Linked DNA regions of Mus musculus: region 2 is linked to region 1. The links are chromatin contacts, found by POLR2A ChIA-PET in ENCODE. All regions are on one chromosome and are shown on one strand. Each heading gives the region's core, a stretch centred on a gene start or an enhancer-like site at or near the end of the contact. The rest is flanking DNA. Distances are from core to core; before and after follow the strand shown. Region 1 overlaps Gm14488 (a long non-coding RNA gene). Region 2 holds the start of Crat (carnitine acetyltransferase).

Region 1 (6,496 bases), core at 2,961-5,460:
TCTACATCCTGTGGAGGTAATGAGCAGTCCCAACCTACTGCTGGGGAAAGGCCTGAAGCTGGTCAGGGCTCCAGAGTGACTGGGTAGGGGTAGCTGGGTCCCTCTCAATCCTTCTCAATTAGAGACAAGGCCCTCAGAGCAAGAAACATGCATACCTGCCCTTACATCACACCCGAGGCCTCTTGATCTGTCCCCAGGACCTTCCCAGGCTCCAGGCATCGGCCTGGCCTGCCCGAGGCTCAGCCCTGCTGGCCACACACTGTCTTGTCTGCTGTGTCTCCCAGTACTCAATTATAGGAACAGAACCCTCCTCTCTCCCTCTGCACCATTACCATAACAAACCTGATTCCCCTGCCTATACTGCAGACCCACCGGGATCAGCCGGTCCACCAGGATTCTAGCATATTCTGCAATGCCACTGCAGCTCCCTCAGCCCTCCCCACTGGGTCTTCCTTTCACCTGGCGCTCTGAGCCATCTCTACCAGACCCTCAAATATGCGAAGCTGCCAGCCTGCTCCTGTGAGTTGTCCCCTGCCTCCTGAACAGCACCAGCCCTCCCTGTCACATAGCCAGCCCAGACAGCTTTCTGATTCCTCCCGCATCTGCACTAGGCTGGTCTTCCACCATGGCACAAACCAAGCTTGAGTTCAGCCCCCAGTTCCTAGCCTCTGGGAGCTTTGGAGACCTGTTCTCTCTGCTCCATAAAAGCCTGCCAAACCTTCCAGAGGCAGGAATTGATAGACCACTTGGATCTGAGGCCTGAAGACTGCCAGTCCTGTCTTCCCTGGCTTCGCATTAGTTGAGTTAGTCATCCCAGTAGATCCTCATGCACCCTTCTCTAGGACACTTCTGACCCCTGCTGAGATCACACACACAGCCAGTCTGCCTAAGTCCCTGATATTTCAGCCTTCTTGGGGGCACCCAATGCATTTTTTATGGCTCGCCACGCCTGCGAGCCCTGTGGGCCAGCTGTCTCTGGCTTGTCTCACTCTGTGAACCCAGCTCCTGCTTCTGAGGTGCCTTCCCAGCCTGACACCACCTAGAGGTAGGAGAAGTGACTTGGGCCCACACCCCCCCCCCCCCCCCCCCCGTAAGTGAATCCCTCTCGGCCCAAGCACCAAGGCAACCTCTTTGTCCTCTTTCCCAGGGCCTCCATGCAGACTCCCAGGAGTCACCGTGAAGGCCAGAACAAGGCTGTGCCATTGTGCTGCCCACTGACCTGAGAGCACTCCCAGGAGCTGGAACTGCCTTGTGCCCAGTTCCTCCCTCAAGCCCCCATGCAACTAGGCCAGTCCACAAGGACAGGAGGATGGTAGGTCCAGCAGGGGTGGGTACCCCACATCTATTCCTCCTCCAGAATTGGCCCAGAGCGTTCCCCAACCCTTGCTGTGGGATATCTAAGCCTCATCTTCCTTCCTCCCTGCCCTGCCTGTCCTTTCCCTCCAAATATCTATCCCTCTCCTCTCCTCTCCTCTCCTCTCCTCTCCTCTCCTCTCCTCTCCTCTCCTCTCCTCTCCTCTCCTCTCCTCTCCTCTCCTCTCCTCTCTCTCCTCTCCTCTCCTTGTTCTCGCCTCTCCTCTCCTCTTTTTCTCTCCTCTCCTCTCTTTTCCTCGTCTTCTCTGAGTCCTCCCTGGGCCTCCTTCCTTTCTTCTTCCTGGGTTAAAAATAATCAACTTTCTGGGAAGCGGCAGTTCCCGCTGAGCCGCCCTCCCCACACACGGGAGCCCCTGAGAATAGCTTTCTGCGGCTCTCCACTGAACCCCTCCCTCCCTCCTCCCTCCTTCCCTCCGCCCCCTCCCCGCCGGCTGACTAATAAGCCGGGCAGCCGGCTCTGCCAGCTCGCTGCAAGGGCGTTAACTGCTTCGTGCCCGGGTGGCGTTCAGCATATAGCGACAACAGGAGGGTTGTAGGGCACCAGGCCACACGGAGCCGGAGCTCTGGGCCCGTAGTAGACGTTTAACTAACCCAGCTCTGCTAGGCCGAGTGGTTTGGTGAACTTTGTCATCTAACTACCGCTGCGAGCCTGCTGCTGCTGCGGCTGTTGTGTGGCTAGCTAGTTCCTAGCTTAGGAGGAAGGGGTCAGTGGGATCAGTCAGGAGAGGCACCCAAGGGTCGGGACCACGTGAAGGGTGTGACTGGCCTAGTGACTCCTTGGCCCCGGATTCTGGGAACCATTGCGACGGGGCAGAGGTCAAAGGCAAGGCAAGGCTGCCTGCTGCTCTGGGGATCCATGCAGGTACCCCACTGGGAGGGACTTTGACAATTAAGAAATTACATCTAGGGAAACTGAGGTCCAGGGGGTGTTATTCAGGCTAGGATGCATCTGAACATCTGCAGCAGTGCGTGAGGCTCAGTGCTGCAGGGGGCTGATGATCCCAGTCCCTCAAGGTTGGAAGAAGAGCCGGGATATCAAGGTCAAAGGTGAGGGGTTGCTAAGGAGAGCAGAAAGTCAGAAGGAGCAGAGGGGTCCACTCAAGCCCCACCCACTCTGCGCGTCCTGGCATTACCTCATCACCAAGCATGCCCATTGGCTGGCTCTCCTGGAGGCCGGCCCAATGCGGCGGAGCGCATTAACCCGTTCCTCCCAGCAAGCTGCGCTCTGCCCACACCACCCACCTCTGTGTCCCCCACGTAGCCTGCAGAGCCTGAGAGTTGAGAGGACCGGGGAATAGGTGAAGGAGGTGCAGTCCTACGGCCGCATAGTCCCATGGGTGCTGTGTAACTGGGACATCCCTGTCCTGTTCTGGGCTGTGTGACCTTGGACAGACTGCTGCACCTCGCTGAGCCTCGGTTTGTTTTTCTCAGCTGTAAAAAGAAGTGAATGATGTAACTCACGCCCTTCCTAATCCCTGCCATGTGCTTGACAAATGCGGGGCACACGTGGGCTCTGCGTCCCACGGTGCGCCTGAGTGAGCACAAGTGGTACCATTGGGAAGATGGGGTTTCGGGAGAGCAAACGGCTCAAGGTTACCCCGCCATCTCAGGGCTGCCTTTCTTACAGGCTTCTTCTGCTCTTCAGGGAAGTGTTGCTTCCCGCAGTAGAGGTGGAATTGTGCCCAGCTGCTCAGACCCCAGCAAACCCCCTGTAGTTGACCAGTGACAGAGGAGAGCCTTGTGGTCTCCAGGAATATAAGCTGGGACTGAACCCCCAATGGCAGAGGACCCCTGGGGCAAGCACAAAGAAAGGACTACTGGGAAGGACTGAAGCATAGCAAAGGGTTAGTCAGCTACTGGTCCAGAAGGCTGCTTCTCTGGACTTTGGAAATATGCAGAGACCCACAGGCCTGCCTGAGTGTTTACAAATTATAAATCAGGCTAGCAAGCAGCTAAATCAAATCCCTTCCCTCCACCCTGACAAATCCACCTTCCTTAGGAAAGATACAGGCCTCCAAGGCTGGGTTTGTATTTCTAGCTCCCGGGTTTTTCTGGTGCCCAGAAGGGAGCACACGGTGGCTAGCTTCCTCCCAGGATCCTCAGCTCTATCTACCACCTCTGCTTGTCCTCCGCGGGCTGTGCACACTCAGGACCGAGTGGGCACTGCAGGCTGAGAGTCAGCTGGGGCCACGCCCCTACAGACAGCCATCTGCTGGTCACCTGAGTGCTGAGAGTGCCCACGAGGCAGTTTAGACAACCCTCGGGGCCTCTGAGACCCGAGCTCCGGGGCTCCGACCACGCTGGTCTCTGAACCACCAGTCTTAAGTGGAGAGGTCCTGCCAAGCGCCCTGGGCTGCAAGTGCAGCTGGGGTGGTCTTCGCTGGAGCCAGGGGCTGCTCTCTTGGAATTTCCTTCTGCCCTTTGCTTCTGGCCACACCCACTCTAGCTAGATCGCCACCCCTAAGCCATTGCGGACTCTTCCCAAAGTTCCCGTTCCCACTGCTTCGGCCTGTGCTGTGCGCACCTACCCCTCTCTGCCCCCTCCCAGAGCTCCTCTCCCACATTCCCTGCCCACCTGGTATCCCTCCCTAAAGCCAGCCATGCAAATCTTCCTGGAACTCAGACCAGGCTGCTGCTTCCTTCAGCAACAGAACTGGCTTCCATGTTGAGTTCCCTGCCACAACGTGCCCCACTGATGGCCAGCTTCCCCTGGATGCCACCTTTTTGTCTCATCCCCCTGTGGCTCTGGGCTCCAGCCATTGGCCCCAGCTCTGATTAGGTAGGGCACATTCTGTTCCTTTCTGCGCTGGGTCTTTGCACTCTCCACTTGCTTGGCTTGGAGTCCTGTTTTCTGCCCCTCACCTCCTGGGGGTGGGGCGTCCCTGATCCCCACCCCCACTCCCAGCCCAGCAGAAATCACACAGCAGGAGCTGGTTATCTGCGGAGTATCCGGTGGCCAGCTAGCTTCCCCCCGTGGCCAGTGTGCAGCAGGAAAGCTGCCCGGCAGCCAAGCTTGCAGCTGCTCCTCTGGGTCTCAGCAGAATGCCCAGCATCATGGAGGACCACTGGGTGCTGGAGGGGATCTCTGGATCTCAGCAGGCCCCTGGGCTCTCTAGTCTTCATCAGCACTGCCTCCCGCACAGCCCCCTTTATAAAGGGACCTCATGTTTCCATTCTCCAGGACAAGGACACTACGCACAAAGGTTCTTTGACACAAAAGGCGAGTCACAGACCCAGATCAGAACCCAGGTGGTCCACCTCCCTCCTTCTAGCTACAGACCGAGGGGGCAATATCTTGCTGTGGGTCTTTGGGCAAATGTCTCAACCTCTCTAGTGGAAGCTTTGCTTTGTATAGGACTGGCCAGAAGGGTGGGTGATCATTTGAGATTCTTCCCAGTTAACATGGGGCTGGGGGTGCTGTGATTTGTGACCTTCAGACAGTTCCTCTGATGGCCTGACCTGCAGCTAGCACCTACCTCCAATCATTCTCCCAGGCTTCTCTATGAAGTGCACCCTGCTTCACTGCCAAGGAGACAAGGCAGGGAAGCCTGGTGGTTAGAACACCCAGCTTCAGGGTGGGCCAAGTGCAGATCCTGCCACCTCCTTAGCATAGCAGTGTGGCTTCAAAGGGTCGCTGTCCACCAGGCTCTTCATCTGTCACAACTCATTGAGCCCTGGGTGCTTCCTGGGTTGTGAGGACAACGCCAGCACTTGGCTGTCATGTCAGAATGGACACAAGGGCTTTGGTCCACCTGCCTGTGTTCTCAGCTTATCAGTCAAGTTAACCACGTGGTTGAAGAATGTCATCTCCACTCAGACGAGTTCCCCAAATCCAACTGAGAAGTTGGACCTGAGTACCTGGTCAGACCACCAAACTGTCCTGCCTTTCTGTCTCAGGTCTAGCCTGAGCAGCTATCACTCTGTCACAGGTCTAGCCTGAGCTGCTTTCACTTTGTCACAGGTCCCGCCTGTGTTGGTGTTAGCCTACCAAATCCAGGACTTGCCTTGGCTATCAGGTCCTGAGGTTCAGAGATACAAAGCTAAAGGTTTGGGGGGGCGCCGAGGCTAGTTATTCTGGGGTGAGGTGGGTAGGAATTGGAGCAGGGTTCTTGGTTTCCCATGCCATAAGATTTATATTTGTCACCTAAAGGTCCTCTCAACAGCACTGGGACACCACTCAGGTCCTCAGCAGGGCATGGAGACTTGTCTGAGCTCACAAGAAGGAGGGGAAATGCCAAGTTCTCTGTGGTTTTTAAACACATTTGTGTGTGTGCGCGCACACAGGTATGCACATGCAGGCAGAGGCCAGAGGTGTAGGGTCCCTTGGAGCTAGAGTTGTGGACAGTTGTCAGCTGCCTGATTTTGGTGCTGGGAACTGAACTCAGGTCCTCTGGAAGAGCAGCAACTGCGAACCACTGAGCCATCTCTCCTGCCCCTGCTCCCCTTGCGTTTGCTCTGAAACACCCTGCTTCCTGCCCAGGTAAACGCATGCACATCGTACTGAGACAGGGAATGGAACTGATAAAGAAAATTTCAAGATTTTCACAGGTCCATACCTAACACGCTCAAGGGATTCTTACTCCCCAAATCTTTCGTTTTCTTTTGTTTTCATTTTTTGAGTCAGAATCTCATGTAGCCCAGGCTAACTTTAAACTTGCTATGCAGCCAAGGATGACCTTGGATTCCTGGTCCTTCTGCCTCCATATCCTGAGAGCTGGAACTGCAGACCTAGGCCAGCCTGCCTGGTGTGATGTGGTGCCGTGGACAGAACCCAGGACTTTGTACGTGCTGGGCACACACTCTGCTCGTGGACCCACCATTCCTCGCTCCCAGACATGGTCATTAATGAGCATGGGGGCTCCTGGGTCACATCCCAGCAGCCTTCCCTCACACTGCCCTCATTCCCTTGTTTCCTGTCTCTGCTTGACTCTGGGTACACTGAGGGTAACTGGATCCTTGCTGCAGACCCTCCATGCATGGTTCAGGTCTAAGCGAGGGAGGGGTGATGCGGACCTTCCCACTCTTCTACAGTCTTGGTGTCTCCCAGCTCTACATGTGAAAGGATGTGCCCTGTTCTGAATCTGAGTGCTGGATTCCTGCTGATCCAAAGGAGAGGGAGGCC
Region 2 (6,496 bases), core at 1,472-3,971, 300 kb after region 1:
AGGACCCCCAACTCTAGCCAGCCTTGGGCACAGAGTGAGACCCTGCCTCAAAACAAAACAGCTAAGCATGGTGACCCACATATGTGACCCGAGCTCTTGGAAGGGGGACGGGGGGAACAAGAGGATCGGACACACAAAGTCATTCTTGGCTATTAAGGTGATTTTTAGCCAGGCCCAGTGACCTTGTATCAAAAGCACAAGCTGGATACAGCAGTGCAGGCCTTTAATCCCAGCACTCAAGAGGCAGAGACAGGTGGATTTCTGAGCCAGTGTGGTCTGTACAGTGAGTTCTAGTCCTAAACAAGTTCTGGATATGTAGCAAGTGCAGAGAACAGAGCCTGTCTGGAGATGTCAGGAGGAAAATGGAAAGAGCCAGGGGATTTGGAGATACACATCCATACCTGTCTCAAAAAACCAAACAAACGACCCCCCACACACACACCCCAGTGTGCTGGATTTATCACCTCCCATATGTGACAGATGTGACATGTTTGCATCCAGTGAGTACTCACCACACCCAAACACTCTGCTCACATCAGACCACAACTCCATGAGGAAAGTTTGATAAACCTCATTTTAAATTATTTTAAAATTATGTATGTATGTGTGTGTGTGTGCCACACACAGCATGTGAGTGGAGGTCAGAGGACAACATTCAAGTCAGTTCCATTCTCCCACGCGTGGGTTCCCAGGATGGAACTTAGGCTGCCAGACTTGGCAGCAGGCACTCTTACTGAGCCCCGGGTGGCTCAATTTCCGTCTACTAAAGGACACATATGGTGACTTGCCATATAGTCTGTGTAACTCAAAAATGTCCACAACCTTCCTAAGGTTGTTTGGTTGTTTGTTTTTTCCCTCTAGTACATAGGTTCTGGTCCCCAATGTCCCTTCCCTATTCATCTTCAGAGACACTCATTTCAAAAGGAGTCTGCCTGCCTGATAGCTACTCTTTTTTTTTTTTTTTTTGTGGAGACAGGGTTTCTCTGTATAGCCCTGGCTGTCCTGGAACTCACTCTGTAGACCAGGCTGGCCTCAAACTCAGAAATCCACCTGCCTCTGCCTCCCGAGTGCTAGCTACTATCTATGTCTTGATGTCAACACTAAAGTCGATTAAGACACATCCATAAGGCCAGGCAGTGGTGGCGCACTCCCAGCACATGGGAGGCAGAGGCAGGTGGATTTCTGAGTTCGAGGCCAGCCTGGTCTACAGAGTGAGTTCCAGGACAGCCAGAGCTTCACAGAGAAACCCTGTCTCGAAAAACAAAAACAAAACAAACAAAAACGACACATTCATAGAGATTTTGTATAACTTAAAATAAATGTCTGGTTTTGAATTCCACGTGTTCATATATTTAGGGGGGGGGCGCCACAAAAATGGTGCTTCTTTTGATTTTCAAATTTTCTTCCTCCTGAGACTTTCTTTGGGACCACAAAAAAGGAAGTGTGGTGGAAGGTACATCAAACACTATCAAAGTACGAGCTGAGTTTAGCCAACCTAGCCACTCTGTAAGAATTTTCCAGTCCTTCTTAACTACACGGAGTCAGCAAACTGCTTTCTCCTCCTCCAGGAAAGGGGGTCTCTACTGGAGCATCTGGCCTCTGTCTCTGCCCTAGTTACTTGAGATGGACCACAACGAGGCCACAGTGTAAATAAAAGTTACAGACGACGATGCCACCAACCCTCTCATTTTGTACAAACAGCCTCTTAAAATTAGTGGTTTAGACACCGTGGGCAGTTTCTCTCAATTAACTCTGCAGATACTGAAACCCCCAGAGCCAAGCCTGCAGGACGGAAGGAGGGACGGAGGGAGGGAAGACATGCAGGGTGGGCAGGACATGCATGAAGGAGCCTGGCGTCCGAGCGAGGCCCAGGTCCACCCGAGCGGAGTCTCATAAAGAACGCAGCCTCCTGGATCCCTCTCGCCCCGACCCCAGGCAACTCTGCCCCCAGGTCCAGAGCCTTTCCCCTGACCGCGCTCTGCCCGCCCGCCCTGGCCGGGTCGCCCTCACCGCCACCCGCCTGCAGCCCAGGCCGTCAGCCCTGCCTCCTCCGTCCCCAGAGCTCCTCAGACTCGGGAGACCCCCCGAGCCACACCCCTTTCCCACCCGCACGCCCGGGCCCTCCAACCGCCCTACCTGGCGGCGGCTGCCGCTCGCCCTCGGCCATCTTCTCCGTGAGGAGCCGGAGCGGATGCTCGCCGGTCCCTCTCAATGTTCACCCCGCAGCTCTCCCCGGCTCCGCCAAGCTTCCAGCAGGGAAATGAGCGCTGACTGGCTAGGACCGGAAGCCGAGAATTACAGTCACTCGCGCGAAGGCGGCAGCCATGCCGGTGCGAGGCACTCAGGGAGCATGCCCACCAACGGCCGTCTCGCGGCGGCCGCGCCGACCGAGGCAGCGGCCATCTTGGTGCGGGGCGCCGAGGAGCATGCGCACTAACGGCTGCCGCCTGCAAGCCAACTGCGGCGCTGGCAGCCATGTTTGTGCGGGGCGTCGGGTTCTGTTTGCTTGTTTGTTTGTTTGTTTGTTTGTTTTGGTGAGGGGTGATGGAGGGAATAGGTATGGCAGCAGTATTCTTGCGGAGCAAGGCCACCTGTCATCTTCTTTGTGCATGCCTCCACCCAAGCAATCTGAGACAGTCCCCAGTCAACAGTTGTGTTCTCCTGCCATTCCTAGAGTGACGTTCAAGGACACCAGTCAGACTTGAACGCACGTGACCGCCTCGACAGCTAAGGTGGCTTTCGGAGGCGGAGAGCACGAGCGGGACAGCGCCTACCGTTGTGACCCCGTGACGGGAGCCCAGCGCCGGGCTGCTAACAGCTGAGCTAGAGGTCCGTCTCCGCAAGCCCCGCCCTCTGCGGCCACTCCCCGGCTTGGGCCCACCCCGAGATCGGGGCGAGCGGCCGGGGACTGCGAGCCACCAAAGCTCCGCCCCGTGAGTCCTGCCCCACCGGCAGCCCGCCGGGCCCGGTGGCCGCGGGGCCGCCTCTACTGGCTAGCGGCAGTGACTCGGCGACCTTGAACCTAGAACCGGAGCCGCGAACCCACTGACCCCAGCACCCCAGCAGTGGCGCAGTCTTTACCCAGCGCGAGGGGCGGAGCGGACCAAGTGTCCGCAAACAGACTGGGACGATGTTAGCCTTTGCTGCCAGAACCGTGGTGAGTTCGCCCAGCAGGGCCATGGACGGGACAAGACGGGCGGGCCTCCAGCAACGGTCAAGAAAACCCCAGACCGGCTGGTAGGGTGCGATCTGCAAGGTGGATAAAGGAGACCAGGTAAGGGGTGGGTTCGATCCCAGAAGAAGACTGAGAAACCTAGGTTCAAGTCTTTTGTACCTTTCCACTCCACTCCTCCCTAATGCTCCCAGTTATTCGGACTCAGACACCTGTCGGGGCTACTGGTTAGAGAGCTCAGCCCTAGGCTATGCTTCTGCCCGACTAGAGCCACTTCTCCAAGCCTACCCAGTCTCCTTGAGTTCATCAGATGCCCACCCTCCCCATTGCATATTGCTAAGAGAACCTCAGGTGGAGACTAGTACTGAAAATCCCCCAAACAGGCAGGAGGAGGCAGGAGGTGGCAGGCTGCCCCTCACCATCCTTATCTAAAGCAGCTATCCTAATGGTGAGCTCCTGTCCTCTCTGATTCAGGCTGTCTATCCAGCTGTGAACTGGACTGCCCTGTCAGACACTGGGTTGGCAGCTAAGACTGAGATTCTACTAAGAGTCCTGGCAGCACCTGAGACCCTCCTCCAAGTCGTCCCGCCTTCCGTCACCCTCTGGGACCACCTTACTGCATAAGCATTTTAATGCTAGGGAGACTGAAACAAGGAGACAATCAAATCCCATGGTTGTGCTAATAAACTGAGCCCAAATGGGGTCTTTTGGCTTATTACTCACAGCAGAAGCACAAAAGTGTATTTCCCCCACTATTGATCCCAACCTGGATGATCCAGAACTCATTTAGAAAAAACAAACAAACCACCAAAAGAGGGGTGGCCACCAAGGCCCTGAGGTCTGGAAGGGAAACAGCTGGGCAGGTGTGTGGCAATCGTTGGTTGTCCACTAGTGGCCCTTCCCTGGCATCTCCTGTCTTGCACCATTCCCAAGCAGGGCTGATTTCAGGGCCACAGGTTAGCGGCCAGCCTGTTTCCACCCTCCAGCCAAGTTTTCCCACATCAAAAAGATCTATGAAGATTTTGACAGGTGGATTTTTTAATACCTCTCTTGGCTTGCCTCCCTGGCACTGGGCCCATCTAAAGAAGACAGGAGAGAGCTCCCAGTCTCCTCTTACCTCAGTACCTACTTCCAGCCCACTTACCTGCCTTACTCCTCCTCTTCTGGAGGCTAGCGAGAGGCAGAGCGGCATCTGCAGCCCCACAGCTACCACTGCTCCAGCCTTAGATGCTACCACGCCAGTGGCTACTGCCTCACCACCCTTCACGCCTGAATTGTGAGTCTTGTCTTCTCTTTCCAGTCCAGGCAGGTGGCCGCTCTTGCTAGTTTCTGCTCATCCAATTGGTAGCACAGTTAGGCTTAGAGGTCCAGCCCAGGCAGACAGACAGGGCTCACATCCTCAGTCCTGCCATGGAGGACGAGCAGCAGAGAGAGAAGGTATGGAATGGCGCTACTGCCGCTTGCCTGCCACTGTGCCAGCAGCCTGGGCCCTTCCTGTCTTGCTTTCTGCCACCTCCAGAGTCTCCGGGACTCCCTCTTCCTGCCTCTCTCTGCCACCTCTCATCCTCCATGCCAGGCCACTCAGCGCTCTTGCTGCAGCACTACCCACGCCCCTCACCACCGCCCCACAGTGGAGAGAAAGCACAGAGGCTGAAGCCTCCCCCAGAGGTGCTGTCACCAGCTTACCCATTTCCAGTTCTCTCCGATTTCTTAAGCTGGAAGCGGGGGGGGGGGGGGTGAGACATGGGGGGGCTTCGCTTAAAGAGTCAGCTGCCATCTCTCTCGTGCGTCCTGACAGGTGGGAGGTCCCCTTACCTCTGCCACCCCAATAATGTGACTCATCTACACCCCCACCCTTTCCTAGCCTTCCTGCATATATAGGCCCCTGAGAGACGGTACTCCTGTACCTTGAGGGCTGGGCATCTAGGGCAGGCCCCACCCATGAAGCTGTCTTTGCCTCCAGGGGATGGCATATAAGGCCTAGGAGTGTAGTTTAGAAAGAGCTGTGCTTCAGTCTGAGAGAATGAGTAGGCTGTTCTGCATCCCACAGGTAAAACCCCTGGGCCTCCTCAAGCCCTCCTCCTTGATGAAGGTTTCTGGTCGCTTCAAGGCCCACCAAGATGCACTGCCAAGGCTGCCTGTGCCCCCACTTCAGCAATCCCTGGACTATTACCTCAAGGCACTGCAGCCCATCGTGAGTGAGGAAGAATGGGCTCACACCAAGCAACTGGTGGATGAGTTTCAGACCTCAGGGGGCGTAGGGGAACGCCTACAGAAGGGACTGGAGCGCAGGGCCAAGAAAATGGAGAACTGGGTAAGTGAGGTGGCAGCAGCCTGACAGTTGCCTGGGGGCCGTGGGTCCCCCAGAGCTGATACTTAGTTAGGGGCATGGGGAGAAGGCTGGGAACCAGGGTGGTGCATCAGCAGGTGAGGTCATGCTCAGCAGAAGAATTACATGGACATTTTTGAAAAGGAGCTACTGGCTGGGACTGGGCCTCTGAGGTAGAACTTTTGCCTAGCATGTATGAGACTCTGGGTTCCACTCTCAGGGCTGAGGGGAAAGGCAGAGCTATGAATGGCAGTGTCTGTCAGAGGAAGGGCAGAGGAAAAGGGAGCCGCAATATGGCCTGCTTTGGGATAGCGCCTGGGCTGGAGGGTGTTCAGAGCAGGACGGGCAGTCAGGGAAGGAGTGCAGACTTAAGCTTGGTGGGACAGCCTGAGGTTGCTGACCATGTTCCTGGCTCTGGGTCTAATCAGTTAAATTTGTTCAATTTATAAAACATATCTACACTGGCACATGGTACACATTTCTGTATTCATATTATACATAAAGATTAAGGGGGGAAGAGAGCCCAAGCTGCAGGGCAGGAGCCAGGGGCAGTGATGAGGCTGAGGCCTTCACCTGGAGGGGAGTGTGGTGCCTAGGCCTGGCACAAGGAGACAGGGAGTCATGAGGTCCAATGCTGTTTGGAAGACAGCCAATGGCACTTGCTAATACAGTGGGACTGAGGGGTGGGAGCCCCCTTTTTAAAGCAACTGGGAAGAAGGTTACCAATATGAAGCTCAAGAAAGCTGGCTATAGGGGACAGCTGGGTGAAAAAGTCACCCTCAGTGTCCATGGCCCCACAGATACCAAGAGCTACAGAGTCAAGTCCCTTAGGGAGTTCAGTATTTCAGTCTCGTCTAAATACCTGTTCCCATGGACCCTAAGTCAACTCCAGATGATGAAGTTTTAACCGCTTAATTGATGGGTAAATGCATATGCTTATATGTATAGTTTGAGAGATCATTATCAAAAAGTGAAAATAAAAGCCTATGCACTCA

What was found. ChIA-PET counts read pairs that join two places held with the same protein, here RNA polymerase II (POLR2A).
Region 2: POLR2A ChIA-PET joins it to region 1 with 18 read pairs in Patski. The contact joins the promoter of Crat here to the enhancer-like site in region 1. POLR2A ChIA-PET finds 5 or more read pairs at or near these places in 2 of 5 experiments (Patski and embryonic stem cell).

What each region holds. Positions count from the first base shown.
Region 1 is chr2:30,714,522-30,721,017 of GRCm38, reverse strand. Gm14488 (a long non-coding RNA gene) reads left to right here. Exons shown (of 4, transcript XR_866106.3): 1 at 1-1,045; 2 at 1,148-1,312. Among named protein-coding and RNA genes, the nearest start is that of Gm14488, 3.4 kb to the left of the region's middle. Within about 2 kb of position 4,210, at least 2 of the 3 ENCODE cell types and tissues checked have a DNase peak (open chromatin) inside an H3K27ac peak, as active enhancers do.
Region 2 is chr2:30,411,973-30,418,468 of GRCm38, reverse strand. It overlaps Crat (carnitine acetyltransferase), which reads left to right and starts at 2,721. Exons shown (of 14, transcript NM_007760.3): 1 at 2,721-3,157; 2 at 5,223-5,486. The coding sequence starts at 3,131. Ptpa (protein phosphatase 2 protein activator) reads right to left here and starts at 2,419. Exons shown (of 10, transcript NM_138748.5): 1 at 2,137-2,419. The coding sequence starts at 2,167.